Linked DNA regions of Homo sapiens: region 1 is linked to region 2. Evidence: read pairs that join two places in POLR2A ChIA-PET (ENCODE). Cell type or tissue: HepG2. All regions are shown on one strand. Links, peaks and the distances in the headings refer to the core of each region. The heading gives the core; the rest is flanking DNA.

Region 1 (9,305 bases), core at 477-8,476, 120 kb before region 2:
TTTTTCTCATGGAATAAGATTAAGTGGTAGGTTGAAATATATCACTAGTTTGTGTTCAGTGGTTTCTTTTGTACATTGTATAGCCATTTAATACTCTTACCAGCAATAATATCACTTCAGAGTTATTAGTTCATCCTTTCTGTATAGTTTGATGTGGTAATGGAAAGCAGATCTTTTTTGTTTGCTCCTTTCAAACAATCCCCATTATTTCATACTGGGATTGACTAAAATCTGATGATACATATATATATTTTTAATTTTGTCTTTTGGTTCTATTTTCTTTGTAGATACTGAAGTACTCTTTCCCAGTGGGACTAAGAACCAGCAGAACAGATATACTTTCTCTCAAGATGTCTCTCCAGCAAAACTTTTCCCCATGTCCAAGGCCTTGGCTTTCCTCATCATTTCCAGCGTATATGAGCAAGACACAGTGCTATCATACATCCCCCTGCAGCTTTAAAAAGCAGCAGAAGCAAGCACTTCTAGCCAGACCCTCAAGCACCATCACTTACCTAACTGACAGCCCAAAGCCAGCATTATGTGTAACTCTGGCAGGACTAATCCCCTTCGTTGCTCCACCACTGGTCATGCTGATGACAAAAACTTATATTCCCATATTAGCTTTTACTCAGATGGCTTATGGAGCCAGTTTCCTATCTTTCTTGGGTGGGATCAGATGGGGTTTTGCTCTACCAGAAGGTAGTCCAGCCAAACCAGACTACCTTAATTTAGCTAGCAGTGCAGCTCCTCTTTTCTTTTCATGGTTTGCCTTCCTTATTTCTGAAAGACTTAGTGAAGCCATAGTCACAGTAATAATGGGTATGGGAGTAGCATTCCACCTTGAACTTTTTCTCTTACCACATTATCCCAACTGGTTTAAAGCCCTGAGGATAGTAGTCACTTTATTGGCCACTTTTTCATTTATAATCACTTTAGTAGTTAAAAGTAGTTTTCCAGAAAAAGGACATAAGAGACCTGGTCAAGTATAAAAAATATAAAAGTCTGGGAAGTGAGGAGCACCTCTGCCCAGCTGCTGCCCCGTCTGGGAAGTGAGGAGCGCCTCTGCCTGGCCGCCTGACCATCTGGGAAGTGTGACAAGCGCCTCTGCCCGGCCGCTGTGCAACCTTCCACGTGTGAAGTGACAGCCTTGTGTGTGATCTTTTCTGTCTTCCCCAAGTTTGCATTTTCGACATTAAAGTTTACTTTTTAGTTAAAAGTTTTAAAAATATATATATATAAATACACTGTAGATAACATTTGTATGCCAGCTACACCTTTTTCTACTTCTGTTTGGCTTTTTTTCCCCACACCAATGGTAATTTATCTTCACAGATTGTTCTTCATTTCTAGAAATTGTTACTTCATGGTAATTACTTGAGCAAAAGCTTGAAAATCCCTGACAAGTACTTTTCATCTCATAGTATATTAGTTTTCACTCAGTCATTTTATGAATAATATAGTTATCCACTTAAACATTTCAATATTTTAACCATCTTGAAAATTAAAGATTAAAAATCCCCTTTGTTAGAGTCTTGTGATCATTGAAAAGAATGCACATATTCTCCCACTTCAAGCGGAAAACCTCGTATCTGTGAGTATCTGAAAAGAAAAGGTAGTTCCATTGAGTTTTCACAGGAGTTACCACTGGGAAAGGCATGTCCAAACTTATTTCACATGGTATAACCCAATTATATGAGCTAAAAGGATCTATGGCTCTAAAGTCAGTAGGGAGCAGTGTCATGAGGGAAAGCCACATTCAAAGGTAAGTTGGACATGTTTTCCAGTTTTTATTAGGATATTTGGCATGGTACAGATAACAACTTGTCCCTTACCACCAAACACATAATAGCTGGTCAAAATGATTATTTTCAAAGGAAACTATTTAAAATAAAGCCACTAGTACATATAAATTAGGAAAGAAAAGTCAAGCTGGAGCCATCTTGATATTCTAATGAGCAGGCCTATCTAGTTCTACATCTTTTTTTTTGAGATGGAGTTTCATTCTGTCGCCTAGGCTGGAGTGCAGTGGCACGATCTTGGCTCACCGCAACCTCCACCTCCCGAGTTCAAGCGATTCTCCTGCCTCAGCATCTCTAGAGTAGCTGGGATTATAGGCACGTGCCACCATGCCCAACTAATTTTTTGGTGTGTATTTTTAGTAGAGGTGGCATTTCACCATGTTGGACAGGCTGGTCTAGTTCTACATCTTTTAAATCACAGAGAAGCTTTTAGCTTTGGTGTGTTTTTGTTTTTGTTTTGTTTTGTTTAAACGCAGGGTCTCACTCTTGCTCAGGCCAGAGTGTAGTGGTGTGGTCATGGCTCACTGCAGCCTCGACCTCCTGGGCTCAAGCAATTCTCCCACCTCAGCCTCCTGAGTAGCTGGGACTACAGTTGTGCACCACTATGCCAAGCTAATTTTTTAATTTTTTGTAGAGACAGGGTCTCCCTATGTTGCCCAGGCTGGTCTTGAACTGAGCTCAAGCAATCCTCCTGCCTAGGCTCCCAAAGTGTTAGGATTGCAGGCGTGAGCCACTGCACCCAGTGCAGAAGCTTTCTTAAAACAGCAAAAGCAACACCTTAGATTTTCACTTGAAAACGTAGTCTCTAATCACTCTACTTAAGGTGGAGAAAAAAAGAATTAACAGAAAACCTAGTTTTCTGAAATTCCTAGTCTCACCAAAAAGGAAAAACATTAAAAATGGTCTAAGGATTAAAAATGGTCTAAGGATATAGATCAGGATATAGTATAACCTGGAATTTTTTTTTTTTTTAGATGGAGTTTCACTCTTGTTGCCCAGGCTGGAGTGCAATGGCGCTATCTCGGCTCACCGCAACCTCCGCCTCCCGTGTTGAAGCGATTCTCCTGCCTCAGCCTCCCGAGTACCTGGGATTACAGGCATGCGCCACCATGCCCAGCTAATTTTGTATTTTTAGTAGAGACAGGGTTTCTCCATGTTGGTCAGGCTGGTCTCAAACTCCCAACTTCAGGTGACCCACCCACCTTGGCCTCCCAAAATTCTGGGATTACAGACATGAGCCACCGTGCCCGGCCTGTATATTTTTTAGAGATGATGTTTCCACTCAGTCTCAATCTGATTCTACTCAGATTGTTTTGATAAGGAAACTCACTTCTTTGTTATTAAATTGCATGAATGCTATACAAATTTAAGACTTTTCCATAATCTGAATTAAATGAATTATTTTCCAGAATAGAGGCAAATCATATTTTTAGGCTAATTGCCTAATTTTACTTAAAAATGCTATTTTTCCAGGTGAATTACAGTGTATGCTTCTTTAAGAAAACTGATTTTTAAGTACATTTGATTAAGTACATTGGCAGGATACTTAGAAGCATATCGGATTGTTAAACATTTTGGAGGTAGATCACTTTAATCATTTCTCAAAAAACAGAATTAAATGTAAAATGAAATGTGCAAGTCCTTAAAGTTAAAACAAAACCAACTAAAAAACTTGTGCAATCCTACTACAGTTTGGTAACCCAGAATGCCACTGATAAAGTAATACAAAGAAACAAAAAAACTAGATACTTTATTAGTACATTCTTTTAAAAACAATCTTGTTAGCCTGGTGAGGTGGCTCATGCCTGTAATCCCAGCACTTTGGGAGGCCAAGGCAGGCAGATCACCTGAGGTCGGGAGTTCGAGTCAAGCGTGACCAAGATGGAGAAACCCCACCTCTACAAAAAATACAAAATTAGCTGGGCCTCGTGGTTCATGCCTGCAATCCCAGCTACTCAGGAGACTGAGGCGGGAGAATCGCTTGAACCCGGGCGGCAAAGGTTGCGGTGAGCCAAGATCATGCTATTGCACTCCAGTCTGGGCAACAAGAGCGAAACTCCATCTCAAAACAAAAACAAAAACAAAACCAATCTTGTCATTACCTAGGAATAATAAGCATATTTACAGTCACCTATTTTCAGGGATCTTCGGGACCTGTTAAAACACTGACTGCCTTGACATTACATTTCTGCCACAGCTGTGCAAAGCACACCCCTTCAAAGTGTCATTTTCAGTTGCTACTAGACAATGAGAAATTAGTTGTAGAAGTATTTTGTAAATCTGTTTTGAATCAGAATACAGATTCTCTGTAACTAGAAATAGTAAAGGCACATGAGTTATAGCTTAGTCTATAAATTATCTTTATTCTTTGACATCTTACAGATCTCTACACAGACATCTGTGACCCTTCAGACGTTCAGGATGCCCCAGAGAAGGGAACATAGAGCTTCCTGTCTGCATTACATAAACTTTTCCTAATAAATGCATATGGTTAAGTTATAAGGAAGGTATAGTTGTAGACTAAACCAAATATTTTTTGTTTTATTTTTTTTTGAGACAAAGTCTTGCTCTATGGCCCAGGCTAGAACACAGTGGTATGATCTCAGCTCACTACAACCTCCACCTCCTGGATTCAAGTGATTCTCCTGCCTCAGCCTCCTCAGCAGCTGGGATTACAGGCATGTACCACCACCTGCTGCCAATTTTTTGTATTTTTAGTAGAGACGGGGTTTCACCATGTTGGCAAGACTGGTCTTGAACTCCTGACCTCAAGTGATCTGCCCACCTCAGTCTCCCAAAGTGCTAGGATTACAGGCATAAGCCACGGTGCCCGGCCTAAACCAAATAATTTGGATATGAGTGCTACCTAATTCATTAATGCAATTAAAAGTTTTCTATCTAAATAAGTTGATGATGCTTATAGTAATATACTGAAGGACCTTAGCAAAGAAATGGGAAATCGGCAGAGTGCGGTGGCTCACACCTATAGTCCCAGCACTTTGGGAGGCCAAGGTGGGCAGATCACAAGGTCAGGAGTTCAACACCAGCCTGGCCAACATGGTGAAACTCCGTCTCTACTAAAGATACAAAAAATTAGCCAGGCATGGTGGCTCACGTCTGTAATCCCAGTTACTCGGGAGGCTGAGGCGGGAGAATCGTTTGAACCAGGGAGGCAGAGGTTGCAGTGAGCTGAGATCACACCATTGCACTCCAGCCTGAGTGACAGGGCAAGACTCCATCTAAAAAAAAAAAAAAGAAACGGGAAATCAAATCCTTAAGTCAACTAGTTAAATTTTACTGTATGCAGCCGGGCACGCTGGCCCATGCCTGTAATCCCAGCACTTCAGGAGGCCAAGGCAGGTGGATCACCTGAGGTCAGGAGTTCGAGACCAGCCTGGCCAACATGGTGAAACCCCATACAGAAAAATTAGCTAGGCATGGTGGTGGGCGCCTGTAATCCCAGCTACTTGGGAGGCTGAGGCAGGAGAATCGCTTGAATCCGGGAGGCGGAGGTTGCAGTGAGCCGAGATCACGCCTTTGCACTCCAGCCTGGGCAACAAGAGCAAAATTCCATCTCAAAAAAAAATTTTTTTTACTGTATGCAAGACCTTTAATATATATTGCTCCAACTGGCCAGTAGAAATAACTTAAAAGTAACCGCATCATACACCCAGTAAATCTTTCTCTTAGAAATGAACAGAGAACAATTCTTTAGAATGCTTCTCAGGGAGAAAATGAGAAGTTTTGAGAAGCAGTTTTGTTTGGGTCAAGGGGTACTTTCAAATTACACTTATGAGTCAGTATCTATAAAAAGTTTCAGAAGTACCTACAATTTAGCCCTCTACATCCAAGCAGTAGCTTTGCAGTATGCTCTTACTTAGGTTTGCCCAAGTACAAATAAATTTTACAAAGCTTGATAATCTAATAAAATTCCCTCTTCCTAAAGCCAAACAGATAATTTTGGTGACAACAATCTAGCAAAAAAGGAAGAATTTTTTTTTCTTTTTTTTTTTTTTTTTTTGAGACAGGTTCTCATGCTGTCACCCAGGCCGGTGTGCAGTGGCACAATCTTGGCTCACTGCAGCCTTGACCTCCTGGGCTCAAGTGATCCTGCAACCTCAGCCTCCCAAGCAGATGGGACCACAGGTACAAGCCACAACGCCCGGCTAATTTTTATATATTTTTTGGTAGAGACGGAGTCTCATCACGTTGCCCAGGCTAGTCTCGAACTCCTGAGTTCAAGCCATCTTCCCGTCTCACCTCGGCCTCTCAAAGTGCTGGGATTACAGGTGTGAGCCACCATGCCCAGCCTAAAAAAGGGAGAAATTTCTAGGTGCATACTGCCTGCTGGACTGTATAGCCCATTACAACATCTGGTCACTAAGAACCTCCTATTAATTCCTTACTTGCATTCTCAGGATCAAGACAAAAAATATGAGCAAGCAAAAACTTATCATCAAGCAAAAAGGTATCTATCTATTAAAATAGCTAGATATTTCCCAAACACCCCTCCTAGGATATCTGCTGCCAATAAAAAGTTTGGGGCTAGTGAAAACTCTTGGCATTAAATAAAAGTAGGAATCTATTTCATTGGCTTTCTCTGTGGCTCAAACTATGGCCATGGAAAATTATGCTCTGGATATAATTGTGAATATAGAGGTCTTTAAACTGTGTCATTGACACTATTCCTATATCACATAAAGTTTTATGTTACAATTTATACTGCACTGGAGAAGTAGCTAAAGGGACTATTTGCCAGGAAGCTTCTAGTAAATAATTTCTACAAATTTGTAAAATAGGAGTTGTCTACACTTAAACTGGAGAATTCTACAGCATAAATGGCATTTCTATTATTAGTAAACCTGGCAAATCTGTGTGAGCTCTTTATTAATTGGGATATATTCCATATCCATTCTCACTCATATTTTTAGAAAAATCATTCTTGAGTTTATTTTTTTTCTTTAAGAGACAGGATCTCATTCTGTTGCCCAGAGTGGAGTGCAGTGGCATGATCGTAGCTTACTACAACCTCAAATTCCTGGGCTCAAGTGATCCTTCTGCCTCAGCCTTCCAAAGTGCTGGGATTATAGGCATGAGGCCACTGCGCCCAGCCTCGTTAGTCATTTATCTACCAAATACATGGAAAACTCACAGAATCAGAGGGTCTTATCACCAAATCTATGTTTGCTTTGCAAAAGGTCAGGTCCTGCATTTTCAAAATGTTCCTTGTGCTCTGTTATGCTTTATATTTCATAGCACAGCAACGCCCCCTTCACAACGACTGGTGATCATGTTACCAATTTCTGTCCATGTATCTGAATGAGGGTTATAAACTTCAACTGAGTCCAAGGTACCTGGAGCCAAAAAATCATGGCTGGAAGATCGACCTCCAGAAACATACAGAAGACCATTGACTGCCACAACACACATGCCTGCTCTAGGCACTTTCATTGAGGCAACTTCAACCCACTTTTCCTGGTTAAGAGAGAAAAAAAAAATATGTTAGCAGTGTTATGAAATGATAGTAAAGAAATCCACTGAGAAATTCGATATCCCAGTTCTTTTTACATGTTTAAATGTAAAACTATCTAGTCAGGTAAGCATACAGATTTTTTTTTCTTTTTTTTGCTTTGTTTTTTCCTTGGAGACAGGGTCTCGCTCTGTCACCCAGGCTGGAATGCACAGCAACGATCTCGGCTCAGCGCAGCCTCAACCTCCCAGACTCAAGAGCTCCTCTTGCCTCAGCCTCCTGAGTAGGTAGGACTACAGGTGTACACCACCACACCTAGCTAATTTTTCTATTGTAGAGATGGAATTTCACCATGTTGTCCAGGATGGTCTTAAACTCCTAAACTCAAGTGATTGTCCCACCTCAGCCTCCCACAGTGCTAGGATTACAGGTGTAAGCCACAGCACCCGGCCCAGAATATTTTAAAATAAACTTGAAGTGGGCATGAACAAAGTAAATTTAGAGGAATATAATTTTTTAAAAGGTCTGATTATAAAACATGATCAGGAAATGACCTAGAACTCATACACAGGACAACATTCTAAGAAACAAAGTCTATGGAATACAAGTAGGTAATACACTCAAAAATAAGCAAATAAAAACAAAAGAACCACAAAGCTCCAAGGAGAAAGAAGCTTATAAACCAAAGGATTTTTTAAAAGCCTTTAGTATTTTAATGAGTCTTAAAAATGTCCAAGAGAATGACACAGCATGGAACACCTGACAAATTTATTTGACCATGGAATCCTTTTTACAAGGAGCATCCAGTGGAGTTAGTAATCTGCAGAACATATTTTCAAAAAGGTGGGCTAACCAGGGGTTGGGAACTATAGTCTACTTTGGTATAGCCTGAGAACAAACAATGATTTTCCCATATTAAAAGGTATTTTTTAAAAAAAGACAAAGCATATATCAAAAAAGGATATTGTGTATGGCCCACAGGCCAAAAATATTTACTATCTGGGCTTTTACACAAAAAGTTTGCTAACTCCTGTTATACATCATTCCCTGAAGAAATTTCAATGTGCTGCTATAGCCAAAATGACTAGTAGTGTCTTACTTTTTTTTTTGTTTTTTTTTGAGACGGAGTCTCGCTCTTGTTGCCCAGGCTGGAGTGCAATGGTGTGATCTTGGCTCACTGCAACCTCTGTCTCCCAGGTTCAAGCGATTCTCCTGCCTCAGCCTCCTGAGTAGCTGGGATTACAGGAACCCGCCACCACGCCTGGCTAATTTTTAGTATTTTTGGTAGAGACAGTTTCACCGTGTTGGCCAGGCTGGTCTCAAACTCCTGACCTCAAGTGATCCACCCGCCTTGGCCTCCCAAAGTGCTGGGATTACAGGCGTGAGCCACCGCACCCAGCGACTAGTAGTGTCTTACTTGAGGGAAAACGTCCATACTCAGAAAACAAGAAAGCTACTAAAGGTCCTAAGAAGTAATTAGGAGAGCAAAGAGCAAGTGGCCAGGTAATGGGAGAACAGATTATCAATCTTTAAATAAAGCATATGATGAACAAAGTTTTTTTAATCATAAATAGTGAAGACTGATTATTCATCAATGCTAGAAAGTAAATTTTTGAGGACAGGGACTTGAGCTTCTCATCCCAGTACCCACATAGGTACTAGGATAGTGCCATCATATTATAAACAGTTAGTGTATGTTTGCTGATGTGAACTTAAATAAGATTATGAAATACTAAACCAGGGACAATTCTTTGAAAGTGAAGGACTAGATTAAATTTGAAAGCTATTTGATCATCTGAAATTACACAGCACATCACAAAACTGACACAACTGAAAAATACTTACATTTTAAAATATAAATACATTCTCAAGAAGATCCATTTCTGGTTAAGATAAATTAGGATAATTTAGGTTATGTTTGTAATTAGGGAGAACCTTTGCTCTCCCACAAAATGCCCCTTGACAATAACAAAGGGACCTTAGGGCTCATCCTATATTGTTCTTCTTTCATTTCTACCAGTGTATTAGAACTACAG
Region 2 (9,305 bases), core at 351-8,350:
TTTGTTCTTGTTGTGTAAAAATCCATGCTTTGGGATTTGACGAACTCTTGGAAAGAATGTTCTGCATCCTGCTGGTCATGGAAATGTTTTCTCTGCAAAACGTTGTCGAGATGCTTGAAGAAGTGGTAGTTGGTTGGTGAGAGGTTAGGTGAATATGGCGGGAGGGAAAACTTCATAGCCCAATTCGTTCACTTGTTGAAGCTTGGTTGTGTGATGTGCAGTTGGGTGTTGTTGTGGAGAATTGGGTCCTTTTTGTTGACCAATGCTGGTGTCAGGCGTTGCAGTTTTTGGTGCATCTCATTAAGATTGCTGAGCATACTTCTCAGATGTTATGCTTTCACTGGGGTTCAGAAAGCTGTAGTGGATCAGACTGACAGCAGACCACCAAACAGTGACCGTGACCTTTATTTGATGCAAGTTTGGCTTTGGGAAGTGCTTTGGAGCTTCTTCTCAGTCCAGCCACTGAGCTGGTTGTCACAGGTTGTCATATAAAGTCCACTTTTCCTTGCATGTCACAGTGTGATCGAGAAGTGGTTCATTGTTCTGTAGAATAAGAGAAGATGACACTTCAAAATGATGATTATTTGATTTTCACTCAGCTCATGAGGCACCCACTTAACGAGCTTTTTCACCTTTTCGATTTGCTTCAAATGCTGAATGACTGTAGGATGGTCGATGTTGAGTTCTTCGGCAACTTCTTGTGTAGTTCTAAGAGATGATTGCTCACAATTGGTCGTTGTGAACTTCCGATGGTCGGCCACTACACTCCTCACCTTCAAGGCTTGCCTCCTTTGCAAAACTTTTTGAACCACCACTGCACTGTACAGTTGTTAGCAGTTCCTCTCCAAATGCATTGTTGATGTTGTGAGTTGTCTCCTTTGCTTTACGACCCATTTTGAACTTATTCAAAAATTGCTCATATTTGCTTTTTATCTAACTTCATTCCCATAGTCTAAAACATAAACAGCAAGTAAATAAGTCTCTAGCCAAAAAACATAAAAAATGAACATTAAAATGATGTATAATATAATGACATTTATTTAAGAATGTATTCCAAGACCGGGCATAGTGGCTCATGCCTGTAATCCCAGCACTTTGGGAGGCTGAGGTGGGTGGATCACCAGAGTTCAGGAGTTCGAGACCAGCCTGACCAACATGGTGAAACCTTGTCTCTACTAAAAATACAAACTTAGCCAGGCATGGTGGCACACACCTGTAATCCCAGCTACTTGGGAGGCTGAGGCAGGAGAATCGCTTGAACCCAGGAGGCAGAGGTTGCAGTGAGCCGAGATCATGCCATTGCACTCCAGACTGGGCAACAAGAGCAAAGTCTGTCTCAAAAAAAAAAAAAAAAAGAATGTATTCCAATATCAGATGACAAATTCTAATCATGCAAACCACCGCAATTACGTTTGTACCAACCTAGTAGTACTGGAAGTCTTAACTATGGTAATTAGACAAGAAAAAGAAATAAAGGGTATCCAAATTGGAAAAGAAGTCAAATTATCCTTGTTTGCAGATGATTTGATCTTATATTTGGCAAAAGCTTAAAGACTTCACCAAAAAACTATTAGAACTGATAAATTTAGTAAAGTTGCAGGATCCAAAGTCAACACACAGAGATCAGTAGTGTTTCTGTATGCCAACAGTGAACAATCTGAAAAAATCAAAAAAGTAACCCCATTTACAGTAGCTGCAAATAAAATACCTAGGGATTAACCAAAGAGATGAAAGATCTCTCTAATGAAAACTATTAAACACTGATGCAAGAAATTGAAGAGGACATTAAAAAAATGAAAAGATATTTCATGTTCATGGATTGGAAAAATCACTATTAAAATGTCCATAGTACCCAAAGCAATCTACAGATTCAATACAATCCATATTCAAAATACCAATGACATTCTCCACAAAAATAGAAAAAACAATTCTAAAATTTACGTGGAACCACAGAGGACTCAGAATAGCCAAAGCTATCTTCAACATAAAGAAGAAAACTGGAGAAATGACATTACCTGACTTGAAATGATACTAGAAAGCTATGGTAACCAAAACAACATGGTACTGACATAAAAACAAACAGAGACCAATAGAACGGAATAGAGAACCCATTAATAAATCCATACATTTACAGTGAACTGGTTTTTGACAGAGGTGCCAAGAACATACTTTGGTAAAAGGACAGTCTGTACAATAAATGGTTCTCGGAAAACTGGAAATCTATATGCAGATATCTACATGCAGAAGAGTGAAACTAGATCCCTATCTCTTCCCATATACAAAAATCAAAAATGTATTAAAGATTTAAATCTTAAACTGCAAACTCTGAAACTACTAAAAGAAAACTTTGGGGAAACTTGCTAGGACATTGGTTTGGGCAAAAATTTCTTGAGCAATAAATACCCCACATGCAGAGGCAACCAAAGCAAAACTGGATCAAGGGGATCTTTTCTCACTTCCTTTTGTGTGTGTTTTTTAGAATTTTTTTTTGGTTGCTATGGGGATTACATGTAACATACTAAATTTATAACAGTCTAGTTTGAAATGGTACCAGTTTAACTTCTGTAGTATACAAAAACTTTATTCCTGTATAGCTCCATTTCCTTGATAAGTTGTTTTTGTGGCAGATTACATCTTTATTCATTGTGTGCTAAATATCATAGATTTATAATTTTTTAATGCTTTTGTCTTTTAAGTCATATAGGGAAAAAAGGTGGAGCTGAAAAACAAAAATAGAATAATACTGGCTGTGATATTTGTCCATATGGTTACCTTTGCTGGGGATCTTTATTTTTTATTTTTTGGATCTTCATTTTTTCAGATGGCCTTAAGTTTCTGTTTAGTGTCCTTTCATTTCAACTTGAAGATGCCTTTTAGGATTTGATGTAGAACATATGTAGTGGTGATGGACTCTGTCTGCTTTTTTTTTTTTTTTTCTTAATCTGAAAATGCCTCGATTTCAATTTCTCTTTCTTTCTCTTTTTTTTTTTTTTTTTTTTTTTTGAGTCAGAGTCTTGCTCTGTTTCCCGGGCTGGAGTGTAGTGGTGCAATCTTGGCTCACTGCAGTGTTGACCTCCTGGGCTCAAGCAATTTTCTTGCCTCATCCTCCTGAGTAGCTGGGACCACAGGTACATGTCACCATGCCCAGCTAACTTTTATGTGTTTTGCAGAGACAGAGTTTCGCCATGTTGCCCAGGCTGATCTCAAACTCCTGGGCTCAAGCAATCTCCCTACCTTGGCCTCCCAGAGTGTTGGGATTACAGGTGTGAGCCACTGCACCCAGCCTTTATTTTTTCCTCATTTTTGAAGGACAGTTATGCTCAAGATAGAATTCCGTATGTCATCCTACTCACTTCTGGACTCCACAGTTCTGATGAGATATGAGCTGTTCGTCTGATTCAGGATCTCCTGTATTTGACAAGTTGCTTTTCTCTTGCTGCTTTGAATATTATTTCTTTGCCATTGGCTTTGACAGTTTGGTTATCATGTGTCTCCATATGAACCTTTTTGAATTTAACCTGCTTAGAAGTCACGGAGCTTCTTGGATGTGTAGATTTGTATCTGTCATCACATTTGGGAAGTTTTGGTATGTTATTTCTTCTTTTTTTTTTTTTTTTTTTTTTTGAGACAGAGTCTCGTTCTGTTACCCAGGCTGAAGTGCAGGGCAGGATCTTGGCTCGCTGCAACCTCTGCCTCTTGGGTTCAAGTCATAACTGTGCCTCAGCCTCCCGAGTAGCTGGAACTACAGGCATGCACCACCACGCCAGCTGATTTTTGTATTTTTATTAGAGACGGGGTTTCACCATGTTGGCCAGGCTGGTCTCAAACTCCTAACCTCATGATCTGCCCGCCTTGGCCTCTCAAAGTGCTGGGATTACAGGCGTGAGCCATGGTGCCCGGCCTCTTCACATGTTCTTACTGCCCCCTTCTCTTCTAGAATTCCCATATTCATATATTGTTTCACCTTCACCTTTTTTTTTTTTTTTTTTTTGGTGACAGAGTGTTGCTCTGTCACCCAGCCTGGAGTGCAGTGGTGTGATTTCTGCTCACTGCAACCTCCACCTCCCAGGTTCACGCGATTCCTGTGCCTCAGCCTCCCAAGTAGCTGGGATTACAGGCACGTGCCATCACGCCCAGCTAATTTTTGTATTTTTAGTAGAGATGGGGTTTTGCCATGTTGGCCAGGCTGGTCTTGAACTCCTGACCTCAAATGATCCACCCACCTCAGCCTCCCAAAGTTCTGGGATTACAGGCATGAGCCACCGTGCCTGGCTATTTTCAGTGTTTTAATCTTGATGCTGCTTAGTGGGTCTGTTCAATTTGTGAAAATTCATTGAGTTCTATGCTTAGGTATGTGTACTTTTCTAAAATGAGTAATGTACTTCAGTAAAAGTTAAAAATCCTAGCTTAAAAGTTCAAATTTCATATTTAATTTATATTTCCTTTCCTTTGCCAGGTTTTGACTCGAAGAGACTTGCAGTAAGAAGGGGTGTGATCCTCTCTTTCTTTTCTCCTCTCCTCTGTTATCTGGTTTCTTTACTTTGGTGTCTTGTGGGAAGGAATAGGGAAATTGAAAAGTGTATGTGTTTCTCTTAATTGGTACTGATCAAATTCTTTCTTGATTGTTCTTTCTCTGGCTAAGACGGATTATTCATCCATACAGTGTAGCAGGCATCCAAATGCTGGTTCTCCCATGCAGCTGGTTGTAAGTTTTTTTGAGATAGGATCTTTCCCTCTCCACATTGTCTTCATAGAGGATATCCACTTTAGCTTGATGTCTTCCAAGGCCTCCTCAGTTCTCTCTACCTAGAGCTTCTTGCTGTGCTTGTCACCTTTGTGAGTGGCCAACCCTCTTTAATGGATTACCAGCATTAGTCCAAAGTCTGCTTCCTTCCCTGGTTTCTCCTTGATCCATAGGTACTGTTTCATCCTTGACATGCCAAATAGTGCAAATACAAGCTGTTCCCTTGCTACCTTCTGTTTTTGCATTAAGTTCTATTTCCTGTTCCCCGTCTCACTGCTCAGTCCTGCTACAGTTAGGTGCCTGGACACATCAATTGTTTGATTCAGTGCCACAATATCCTCCTTTATCCTTTTATTCACTTACCACCATGTTTTGAAATTGTCTTTTTCTTCTTTTCAGGTATTTTTCTTCACCAACTTCACTCTTCTTTTTATGTTTGGGCATTTGTAAATCATGTTTTGGATAGTCACCACCAACCAATATTAGTACTTACCCATTTTTTTGAACTCACTAATCACAATATATAACTGTATAGAATTTTTTTCTTTTTTTTTTTTTTAATCTTAGAGAACTGGAAATTTCCTCCTTTTTTGCCCCTTGTGGCTTTTAGTATTGCTATGGTGCCAGTTACTTGAAGCTTGTTTTTCAAATGGCAGGTGACATGGGGTCAGTTATTCTCTTTTTTTTTTTTTTTTGAGACGGAGTCTCGCTCTGTTGCTCAGGCTGGAGTGCAGTGACATGATCTTGGATCACTGCAACCTCTGCCTCCTGGGTTCAAGCAATTCTCTGTCTCAGCCTCCCGAGTAAGCCGGGGTTACAGGTGCCTGCCACCACGCCTGGCTAATTTTTGTATTTTTAGTAGAGACAGGGTTTCATCATCTTGACCAGGCTGGTCTTGAACTCCCGACCTCATGATCCACCTGCCTCAGACTCCTAAAGTGCTGGGATTACAGGTGTGAGCTACTGTACCCGGCCCAGTTATTCTCTAATGGTTCTTGTCTCTGTACTGTCTAGATCAGTTTGATGTGTTACTTATCTGTATTTGTTACAGCTTCCTTCATTGACATATAATAGATATACCTCATCGGGCTGATTTTTTTCGAAAGTTTCTTATTTATTATAATACTCCTGATTAGGTGGGTGTTGGCTTAAAAATGTCTACATGTTGATGATATTATTGGACACTGCTTACTGAATGAGGAGAAAGAGGTGTTGGAGTGGAATGGGAAGGTTCTGTCAATGTTTTGTATTGCCTGTATTTTCTGATAGTACTTTTATACTTTGAAAACCTGTATTTAGCTCCTCTTATAGGCATATAAAGAAAGCTCTAATATTAATTTTAGCATTAATTGAATGTTAGAGATATTTCTGACTTTATATGCCAGGTAAAGTCTACCATTTAATGATTTTTTTTAAACTAAAATATGCTTTTCTTTATTGGATATAGGAAGGGTATGAATAAAAGGATAAACATAAATAAACTTAACTAAGAAGTGTACTCATTATGAATACTATATCCTGTCAAAATGTCTGTCATCCCATGACCTTTCTCACCTATTTTTCCTTTGGCATTTTAATAATCAATATCCTGTGTCCTTTACAGCATACCTAGCTTTTACTAAGAAATATGTTTCTGGTTTTAGCTATGGAGGGGGAAGTATAATATTTTGGCACTTTTAAATTGTAGTGAATGCTGTAGAGATGTTTAATATAAAGTTTTTATACTTCAGAGGAGATATTAAAGACTCATGTTTTACTCTTTTTCTCTTTGAAGGATGTAGTAACTGGAGTTAGTCCCCTGCTCTTCAGGAAACTCAGTAATCCTGACATATTTTCATCCACTGGAAAAGTTAAACTTCAGCGACAACTGAGTCAGGATGATTGTAAGTTATGGAGAGGAAACCTGGCCAGCTCTCTATCGGGTAAATATCTGATTTTGTTGTTTTAAGAAATGTGGGACCATGTGGTCAATATTTAAGTGTATATTAATTGAATTGGCATCTTGACAGTTTCTTCTCTGGTAGTAGTCTTGTATAGAACATTTATGGTAAGGCTGTCTTCCTCTCCTTACTTCTTCCTCATGGAATCTCTGATTGCTAACCTGTAGGACCTGATAGATATTTCTTGGTTGATCACCACTAGTGGTCACTCTCTCTTACTCTGATTTTTGCTCTCTGCCTATTTCTGTAAACTTTATATTCTTTGCTTCTGTAGATTTTCTTTTTTCCTTCATTCTCAAAACCTAAAACTCATAGTGGCCTCTACCGCCTTCAAAGAAAAGACTTAAAAAATTCAGGGGGAAAAAATTATACGAAGAAGTCACAGTACAAAAGGAAGCAATTACATTGTACATTGTGGCATAATTCTTTTCTTTCCTTTTTTTTTGAGATGGAGTTTCGCTCCGTAGCCCAGGCTGGAGTGCAGTGGTGTGATCTCGGCTCACTGCAAGCTCCGCCTCCCGGATTCATGCCATTCTCCTGCCTCAGCCTCCCGAGTAGCTGGGACTACAGGCATCCGCCACCATGCCTGTCTAATTTTTTGTATTTTTAGTAGAGACGGGGTTTCACTGTGTTAGCCAGGATGGTCTCGATCTCCTGAGCTTGTGATCCGCCTGCCTCAGCCTCCCATAGTGCTGGGATTACAGGCGTGAGCCACCGCGCCCAGCCTCTTATATTTAAATTTTTATTTTTGCTGGTCATATATTTAGTTACATAGAGCCATTTCTTGTTTGGTTTTTCATAACATTCTCCTCTTTTTTTAAAAGGATGCGATTATCTTCTCTTTTTTTTTTTGAGACAGAGTCTCACTTTACTGCCCAGGCTGGAGTTTAGTGGCATGATGTCTGCTCACTGCAACCTCTACCTCCCAGGTTCAAGTGATTCTCCTGCTTCAGCCTCCTGAGTAGCTGGGATCACAGGTGCGCACCACCATGCCTGGCTAATTTTTTTATTTTTGGTAGAGACAGGGTTTCACCATGTTGGCCAGGCTGCTCTTGAACTCCTCACTTCAGGTGATCCGCCTGCCTTGGCCTCCCAAAGTGCTGGGATTACATATGGGAGGTGAGCCACCACGCCTGCCTGGGATGTGATTATCTTCTGATTGTCATGAGTAAATTAGATTTTTTATTTAAAAATGTGGCTGGGTGTGGTGGCTCACGCCCGTAATCACAGCACTTTGGGAGACCAAGGCAGGCAGATCACCTGAGGTCAGGAGTTCAAGACCAGCCTGGCCAACATGGCAAAACCCCGTCTCTACTAAAAATACAAAGATTAGCCGGGCATGGTGATATGTGTCTGTGATCCCAGCCACTCCGGAGGCTGAGGCACAAGAATCGCTTGAACCTGGGAGGTGGAGGCTGAGTGAGCATCATTACACTCCAGCTGGGGCGACAGAGCGAAACTCTGTCTCCAAAACAAAGCCAAACAAAAAAAAAGTAAAGTTTTCTTACCTGGATCAGCTCTTTCTTTTGAGCATCTAACAACCAGAATATTCAGTGTTTTGTTCTAAAATGCTAAATCCCTTTTATCCTGTGAGGTAATTGCATGGCTGCCGGGTACATTGTTGAAATGTGGTTGTGTTTGACTGTTCTTTCTATGGAATTTTCCATTTATCTGATTGCAGCTCGTGTCTTACTTTATGACTTTTGGGGTGCTTTTCATTTCTGAGTGCTTAGTCTAAGAGTTTGCAGGGCAGATGATACCTCACTTTTTTTTGAGACAGGGTCTCCTCTGTCGCCCAGGCTGGAGTGCAGTGGTGTGATCTCAGCTCACTGCAACCTCTGCCTTCTGGGCTCAAGTGATCCTCCCACCTCAGTCTCTTAAGTAGGTAGGACTACAGGTGTGCACCACCACACCCAGCTAATTTTTGTATTTTTAGTAGAGAGGGGGTTTCGCCATGTTGCCCAGGCTAGTCTTGAACTCCTGAGCTCAAGCAGTCCTTCCTTGGCCTCCCAAAGAGCTGGGATTATAGACCTGAGCAACCAGGCCAGGCCAGATACTCCACTTAATTGCAATCCCCTCCATGCTTACTATAGCTTATACCTTTCTTTGCCCAGTTGCATTGGTTACAGTCCATCTATCTGCTTTAGATTTCCCCACAGTTTTTTCACCCCCTCATTATCAGTGTCTGGCTGTTTCTGTCATTATGGCCTTTGTTTGCTTACTTTTTATTTTTATTTATTTATTTATTTTTGACGGAGTCTTACTCTGTCACCAGGCTGGAATGCAGTGGCGCGATCTCGGCTCACTGAAACCTCCGCCTTCCTGGTTCAAGCGATTCTCCTGCCTCAGCCTCCCAAGTAGCTGGGACTACAGGTGCCATGCCACCACACCCAGCTAATTTTTGTATTTTTAGTAGAGACGGGGTTTCACTATGTTGGCCAGAATGGTCTCAATCTCTTGACCTCGTGATCCGCCTGCCTCGGCCTCCCAAAGTGCTGGAATTACAGGCGGGAGCCACCACGCTCTGCCCAGGTTACTTCTTTTGTCTCATTTTTATGGTGTTTCCTGGAGGACAAAAGATAAAAGCATGTGCTTGGTCTGCCATCTTTAACTGAGAATGT

Evidence for each region. ChIA-PET counts read pairs that join two places held together with the same protein. Peaks named below come from ENCODE experiments on the same cell type or tissue, not always from the same donor. Only the 100,000 strongest peaks of a DNase experiment are listed, where the experiment ranks them.
Region 1: POLR2A ChIA-PET joins it to region 2 with 10 read pairs; 8 of 35 experiments call an interaction of 5 or more read pairs at or near these places.

What each region holds. Positions count from the first base shown.
Region 1 is chr1:45,692,917-45,702,221 of GRCh38, forward strand. It overlaps TMEM69 (transmembrane protein 69), which reads left to right. Exons shown (of 3, transcript NM_016486.4): 3 at 288-1,520. The coding sequence ends at 989. It overlaps IPP (intracisternal A particle-promoted polypeptide), which reads right to left. Exons shown (of 9, transcript NM_005897.3): 9 at 5,795-7,274. The coding sequence ends at 7,050. Among named protein-coding and RNA genes, the nearest start is that of TMEM69, 9.4 kb to the left of the region's middle. In HepG2, for the core only: no CTCF peak of the experiment used is centred there; no DNase peak of the experiment used is centred there.
Region 2 is chr1:45,817,915-45,827,219 of GRCh38, forward strand. MAST2 (microtubule associated serine/threonine kinase 2) reads left to right here. Exons shown (of 29, transcript NM_015112.3): 2 at 6,519-6,666. Among named protein-coding and RNA genes, the nearest start is that of MAST2, 19 kb to the left of the region's middle. RefSeq lists a silencer at 4,530-4,730. In HepG2, for the core only: a CTCF peak has its summit at 6,892; a DNase peak (open chromatin) is centred at 4,917.